2 separate regions of the Homo sapiens genome follow, and region 1 is linked to region 2. A link is a contact called in ENCODE Hi-C or POLR2A ChIA-PET data. All regions are on one chromosome and are shown on one strand. Each heading gives the region's core, a stretch centred on a gene start or an enhancer-like site at or near the end of the contact. The rest is flanking DNA. Distances are from core to core; before and after follow the strand shown. Region 1 overlaps SIPA1L3 (signal induced proliferation associated 1 like 3). Region 2 overlaps SIPA1L3 (signal induced proliferation associated 1 like 3).

Region 1 (3,725 bases), core at 903-3,402, 87 kb before region 2:
GGAGGGGAGTTTCCAGATTACCTGTGTCTCCTGGGCATGGCACAGGAAATGACTCCTTCATAGGCTGAGAGTTTTGGGAGGCCCTGTGCCACAACCCCCCAGCAAGAGCCCACATGAATCCGCCATCTCGCCCGCAGCCTGGGGATGCTGCTGGATTTTCCGGGTGTGGAGGGGCCCAGGTCCCCCGAGCAGCTCCTCTGACCCCGCAACCCGGCATCTCCTGTGCCCGAGTGGCGTCTGTCAGTTGCTCAGTAAGTGGAGGGCTTTGCTGTCCCTTCTGCTGTACCCACAGCTGCCCGCTCAGAGCAAGGTGGCTCTGATCCTGCAGGAGGGGGCTCTCTTTGAGAGCACTTGGGTGTATCGTGTCTCAGAAAACCCACATGGCTTGTAGCTGTGGCTGCCTAACAGCACCACCTGGGTGGTTGAGTGGCTCTTCCAGAGACCCTTAAGTGGATGGGCTCCCCAGCCAGGCGTGGTCCCCACTGCTAAGTATGTTATAGGTGTTGACCCACTTAGTCCTCCCAAAAACCCTGTGAGGCAGGCACTATCCAGTTTTACACATGAGGAAACTGAGGCACGGATAAGTTGGGTTGTTTGCGTGAGCCACACAGGTAGGAAGTGGCAGAACCAGGATTTGAACCCAGACCATCTGGCTTCATAATCACTCTGCTATACTTCCTGCCAGCCTGTTCTCCCCCGCCGACACACACGCACGCACACACGCACGCACTCACACACACTCCTACACATTCCTCTCTCTGTCATATCACCTGGTTTATTTTCTTCATGGCACATATCACAGTGGATTTGTGGGCTTGTGTATTGCCTGTCTACACCCTATAGTATAGCCTGTGAGCTCCTGTTTGACCATAGGAATTCTGTGTCTTGTGCATTGCCATATCCCCAGCATCTAGAACAGGACCTGGCCCGAAAGAGCTGCTCAGTAAATATTTGTTGAATGAATGAACCGACATGGCCAGTGACACAATGTCTCACTGGGTAGGTTTGTGTTATTTTTTCCTCCTTCGACCTCGATCCCTCCTGCCACTCACTTTATAGTAGAGGCAGTCACAGGCGATCTGTGGGTAGAGCGATGATTGAACCCGGGCCGGGCTGACCCCAGAGCGCACGCTCCTTTGCCCGCCCCTGCCACACTGGTATCTTTCCCTTGATGCTGACGGAGGGATGTGACACCGCAGCCAGCCAGGTCTCCTCATGGAGGGCCTCGGACCACGTGTCATTTTAGAGACCCCAGCGGCAGTCCAGATCCTGAAGTCCGACCTTTGATTCAGGAACAGAGCAGCTGCAGGAGTGCCAGGCTGGGCTTTCTGGTCCTGTCTCTCATCCTCAGCTCCAGTCAGCTGGGGATTAACCCCCTGCCGTCATCAGGAGAAATACAACATGGGAAACCGGCGGTAACTCCACTGTGGTAAAGGATGTGAGGGAAACAGTGACCCACTGCAGAGGGTTTCCTGAGCTCTCGTGCACAGAGAATCGTGCGTGTGCCTCTGGGTGGGCAGGGGACATGCAGCCTGGGTGAACATTTCCCATACACTAGGATGAATTGGCCCTTCCTGTTCATGCCTCTAATGCCCCATTTCCCTCCTACAGAGATTTTCTCTTGTTTAACAATTAAAAGATAGCAGGCTGCTTTGTGGTTCTCAGTCAGGATGCTTTTTAGTTGCAAGTAACAACCCTGGCACCATCTGGCCAATGGTTAAGACATGTGATGTGTTCTAGAAGCCCAGGGGTGGATGGGCACCAGGTGGATAGGATCAGCAGCTCAAGCATGTCTGTCAGGGACTCAGGTTCTCAGCCTCCAAAGGCCTCTGTATGCCTCTTGGTTCCAGAATGGCTTCCAGTGATAATCAGGGCCACTTGCCCTTGTCCACAGGCATCAGGAGAGAGAGAACACACCCCACTGATGGTTATAAGTGGTTCCCCTCAGTCTACAGCTGGTCCAGCTGAGGTCACGTGCCCCTCAACCAGGCCGGTCAAGTTACTAGAGGAATGCCACATCCTGATCACTCTTGACCAACTGGGTTCTGTTGTCTAGTAGCTGAAAAAAGCAGAAGTGGAAACTGAGTAGACAACCATTAATGCCTGCCAAGCTCAGTCCCTGACCAAGTCCCCTCCCTAAGTTAGCAAATCGTGTCAGGCCCAACAGATTTTGTGGCATTTGAGAACAAAGAAGTGTGGTTTTCTTTTGAAGAAGTTTAGTGACTTGCGTCCAATTTCTGCCTCCTGCATCATCCACCCTCAGTTAACACCCAAAAAAGGGGGCAGGCTGGGCGCGGTGGCTCACACCTGTAATCCCAGCACTTTGGGAGGCTGAGGCGGGCAGATCATGAGGTCAAGAGACCATCCTGGCTAACACGGTGAAACCCCGTGTCTACTAAAAATACAAAAATTAGCTGGGTGTGGTAGTGCACACCTGTAGTCCCAGCTATCGTGAGGCTGAGGCAGGAGAATCGCTTGAACCCAGGAGGTGGAGGTTGCAGTGAGCTGAGATTGCGCCACTGCACTCCAGCCTGGGCGACAGGGCGAGACCCCATCTCAAAAAAAAAGCGGGGGGTGGACAGGGGGCAAGTGGAGTCTGGCTGCCAAAGACTACTTGTCTGATGGTGGGGAAAAAAAATGGGTGTCTCCTCCCTTGTCACTGGGAAGGTTTTTGTTTCTCTTTCCATCTTCATCCTCTATAGGTCCTTTCATTCCTTCCCCCAGTCTGAAATATTTCCGGTGTGTCTGTAGCTGTGCACACATCCTTGCAAAATATATATTGAGGTTTGAGTAAAGAGTCAGCTTCCGGGGTTTGGAGCTCTGTATCTCATTCTTTCGGTTTCTTCTGGTTTTCACCAAATAGCATGTGTTCGCCATCTAGCCACGTTGCTGGATGTGTGTCCAGTGTATGGCGTCTGGCAGCTGAACAGTTGTACATGCTGTACATCTGCCACGGCTCACGTGTCTGGTCCCCTGGTGTTGGGCATCCAGGTTGCCCCTAGCTCCACCCCACTTCAAACCATGCTTCAAGTGAGCATCCGCCTACCTTTGCCTTAGGAACCCATGGGGCTTACCCCCAGGAGTCAGTTGCAGCCGGAGATAGGCATTCTCTCTCCCCAGGGGTGGGATTAAGGCACCTGCCACAACACCCAGCTAATTTTTGTACTTTTGGTAGAACTGGGGTTTTGCTCCATTGGCCAGGCTGATCTTGAACTCCTGAGCTCTCTATGAGGCTGCTCTGACCCGCGTTCCCCCGAGAGCACAGGAGGGTCCCGCTTCCCCATACCTCTCGCCACTTTGCTGTTGTCCTGCTTCCCAGTTTCACCAATCCGAAGGGTGTCAAGTGGGGTCTCCGGGGTTTTAATGCTCTGATGGTGAGTCTGGCTGAGTGCCTCTTCATGCCCCTGTTAACCTAATTCAGGCTCCCCTTTCCAAGAGAGGCCCAGTCAGCACAGGCATTGGAAGGCAAATTCTGGAGCCGGTGACCTGCGTTTGAATCCTGACCCTGCCATGTAACCCAGCAAGTTAGTTCACCTCTCTGAGCCTCAGAGCTGCCATAAATATAAAATGGAAATAATAGTAGTATCTATATTGTAAGGTATTTTGAGGATTAAATGAGATAATATATGTAAAGCATTTAAGACAGTGCTGGCTGGGCATGGTGGCTCACGCCTGTAATCCCAACACTTTGGGAGGCCGAGGCAGGTGGATCACTTGACGTCGTG
Region 2 (3,220 bases), core at 508-3,007:
AGTGGCATGATCTTAGCTCACTGCAAGCTCCGCCTCCTGTGTTCAAGCGATTCTTCTGCCTCATCCTCCCGAGTAGCTGGGACTACAGGCATGCACCACCACACCCAGCTAATTTTTGTATTTTTAGCAGAGACGGGGTTTCACCTTATTGGCCAGGCTGGTCTCAAACTCCTGACCTCATGTGATCTGCCCGCCTCGACCTCCCAGAGTGCTAGGATTACAGGCATGAGCCACTGCACCCAGCCCAAATTTTTAAAAATCAGCTAGGTGTGATGGCACATGCATGTAGTCTCAGCTACTCAGGGTGAGATAGGAGGTTGAGACTGCAGTGAGCTGTGATCACACCACTGCACTCAAGCTTTCTCAAAAAAAAAAAAAAAAAAAAAAAAGCCAGGCTTGGTGGCTCATGCCTGTAATCCCAGCACTTTCGGAGGCCAAGGCGGGTGGATCATGAGGTCAGGAGTTTGAGACCAGCCTGGCCAATATGGTGAAACCCCGTCTCTACTAAAAATACAAAAATTAGCCGGGCATGGTAGCGTGCGCCTGTAGTTCCAGCTATTCAGGAGGCTGAGGCAGAAGAATCACTTGAACCCAGGAGGCAGAGTTTGCAGTGAGCCGATTGCACCACTGCACTCCAGCCTGGATGACAGAGCGAGACTCTGTTTCAGGAAAAAAAAAAAAAAAAAAAAAAAAAGGCACGTGGGACAGTACTTGGCCTATAGGAGGCGCTCGAGAGACACTGGCACCAAGATACTGGATGTGAGGACTGTAAAGGGCACATAACCCACATTGGATAGGGTGGTCCGGGAAGGCCCGAAGGTGAGGGCAAAGGCCCTTAGCTTGGAGACAGACCAGAAAGAGGACCTGCATGGCTGCAGCAGATTCAGCCAAGAGGAGGGCACAAGATGGGGTGACGATGAGTGCCATATTCACATATGACCTTGCTGGGCTCACACCAGGGCTGGTGTGATCTCTGCTTTGTAGACGAGAAAACCGAGGCCCAGAGTGAACAAGTCACTTTGCAGAGTTGTACAGCTAGTAAGCAGCAAAGCAAAATTCAAATCCAGGTCGGCCTGTCTCCATTATACTCTGCAGCCTCTGAAAGCCATCACGAGCTATTAATACACGGGCATGCGAGTGATGTCCCCACCCTCACCTTCCTGAGTCGTGCTTGCTCTCTCTCCACTTGGTGGGGGACAGTTCTGGGCAGGCCTAAACCCTGAACCTGAGGGTGTGGCCACCCCTACCCACATCCCAGATGGCTCAACCTCAGGACTCCAGTCATGCCCCGGGTGTCTCCGGTTCCCAGCCCTTTTCTCCTGCCACCTTCCTACCCTGCCCGGAGCCACAGCCCAGCCACACCTGCTTAGATCTCTGCAGGGGCAAGTCAAGGCCAGATAACCCCACAGGCAAGTGCCCTGGTGGCTACGCTCCTCGAGGAAGGACATGCACCCCTCTCCACACACTCCCACGGGTGCACACGATAAGCCAGCTTGCGCATCGCATGACTCTCACCCCAAACATGCAGGTAGGGACAAACTGAAAGGCAAAGAAAAGTCTGCAGTTCTCCAGCTTTGGGGAGACAGGGCCAGGGAGAGTGCAACCAGACAGAGGAGTTCTTCTCCCTGCCCTTTTCAGGAGGAAGACATTCCCTCCTGTTCCCTTTATAAGGCAGCTGCTGAAACAGGATCTCCCGTTTGCAGGGGTGGGCGTGGGTCAGGACTTGGGTGGTTTTTGTTGTTCTTCAAATGCAGAGGTGTGTAGCTGACCTCATTTGCAGAGCTGATGACCCAGGCTCTGGGCTTTCTCCAGCCTGTTGATGCAACCCTGGCTCAAATGTCTGTTGTAGTGAGCTCTGAGGCGAGCAGTGAGGACGGGATAGAAGTGCCCTCGCTGCCACCAGCCAGGCCGCATGGCTTGCACGCTGACCCCATGCTCTCAGACACCGAGGAGAATGCATGGGGTCTTCCTCCTACCCCCAGGCCACAAGGCTGGAGTTTTGTTTGGGTTTTTTTGTTTGTTTGTTTTAGTTTTGTTTTTCTTCTTTTTTCAGACGAAGTTTCACTCTCTGTGCCTAGGCTGGAGTGCAGTGGTGTGAGATCACGCCACTGCATTCCAGCCTGGGCAAGAGAGTGAGACTGTCTCAAAAAAAAAAAAAAAAAAAAAAAGAAGAATGCGTAAGAAAGTGGGAGCAGTGGTTGCTTCTGGTAGTTGAAACTGGAGGATGGGATTGGGAGACAGGGATGCGTGTTATATCATTTTAATCCTTAAAAAAAATTCAAGGGCCAGACGCAGTGGCTCACACCTATAATCCCAGCACTTTGGGAGGCCGAGGGAGGCGGATCACCTGAGATCAGGAGTTCAAGACCAGCCTAGACAACATGGTGAAACCCGGTGTCTACTAAAAATACAAAATGTAGCCGGGCATGGTGGCAGGCGCCTGTAATCCCAGCTACTCAAGAGGCTGAGGCAGGAGAATCACTTGAACCCGGGAGGTGGAGATTGCAGTGAGCCAAGACTGCGTCACTACACACCAACAAGGGTGACACAGCAAGACTCCGTCTCAAAAAAAAATTTTTTTAATCAATAAATGAAGCAGGCCTTCTCAAATGTTATTGTGTATCAGCATCATCACAGGCAGCTCAGTCAAATGCAGATCCTTGGGCCCTGCCTCAGGGGATTCTGATGCGTGTAATCTGGGATGGGGCCCAGGAATCTTCATTATTTGCTGAGCTCCTGATAATTTCGATGATGATCATTTTCAGATCACTGGGGAAGGCGAGAGCCGGGAGGAGCTGGGGCAGAATCTTTTCCAGAGCCCCAAGGTGGTTTGGTTGGATTTCAGAAAGTGGAAGTGAGGCTTTTGCTTCTGTTTGTGGGAAAAGCAGGTAAACTGTCCTTAGAATCAGCTGGAGGAGGCAACTGCATCAGCTCTGATTTGTTAAGCAGTTGTCATGTGCAGACTCTGCTAACGCTCAGAGAATGCTCACAGCCAGCCCCATATTACAGATTAGGAAACTGAGGCTCTGAGAAGAGAATTCCTCACCCACACCCATGTAGGTGATAACGGGGCTAGAATCTGGATCAGCCATCTGGCCCCGCAGCCCTGGTCTGTACCTCTCCATGCTGCATGCTGCCTTCATTTTTGTTGTTGTTGTTGTTGTTTTTGAGATGGAGTCTCACTCTGTTGCCCAGGCTGGAGTGCAGTGGCATGATCTCA

The links. A loop is a pair of places that touch in the nucleus more often than their neighbours do. ChIA-PET counts read pairs that join two places held with the same protein, here RNA polymerase II (POLR2A). Pooled maps may share reads with other maps.
Region 1: a loop to region 2 is called in a pooled map, with 2.1 times the contacts of the local background. The contact joins two enhancer-like sites. A Hi-C loop is called at or near these places in 2 of 168 maps with a recorded cell type or tissue (astrocyte of the cerebellum and endothelial cell of hepatic sinusoid) and 2 of 50 pooled maps. POLR2A ChIA-PET finds 5 or more read pairs at or near these places in 4 of 52 experiments (B cell, CD4-positive, alpha-beta T cell, H1 and 1 more).

The regions. Positions count from the first base shown.
Region 1 is chr19:38,046,524-38,050,248 of GRCh38, forward strand. The region is part of intron 2 of SIPA1L3 (signal induced proliferation associated 1 like 3); the gene reads left to right. Among named protein-coding and RNA genes, the nearest start is that of SNORD152, 110 kb to the right of the region's middle. RefSeq lists enhancers at 1-297, 1,166-1,914, 2,568-3,097. Within about 2 kb of position 2,153, at least 13 of the 41 ENCODE cell types and tissues checked have a DNase peak (open chromatin) inside an H3K27ac peak, as active enhancers do.
Region 2 is chr19:38,134,039-38,137,258 of GRCh38, forward strand. The region is part of intron 10 of SIPA1L3 (signal induced proliferation associated 1 like 3); the gene reads left to right. Among named protein-coding and RNA genes, the nearest start is that of SNORD152, 27 kb to the right of the region's middle. Within about 2 kb of position 1,758, at least 2 of the 41 ENCODE cell types and tissues checked have a DNase peak (open chromatin) inside an H3K27ac peak, as active enhancers do.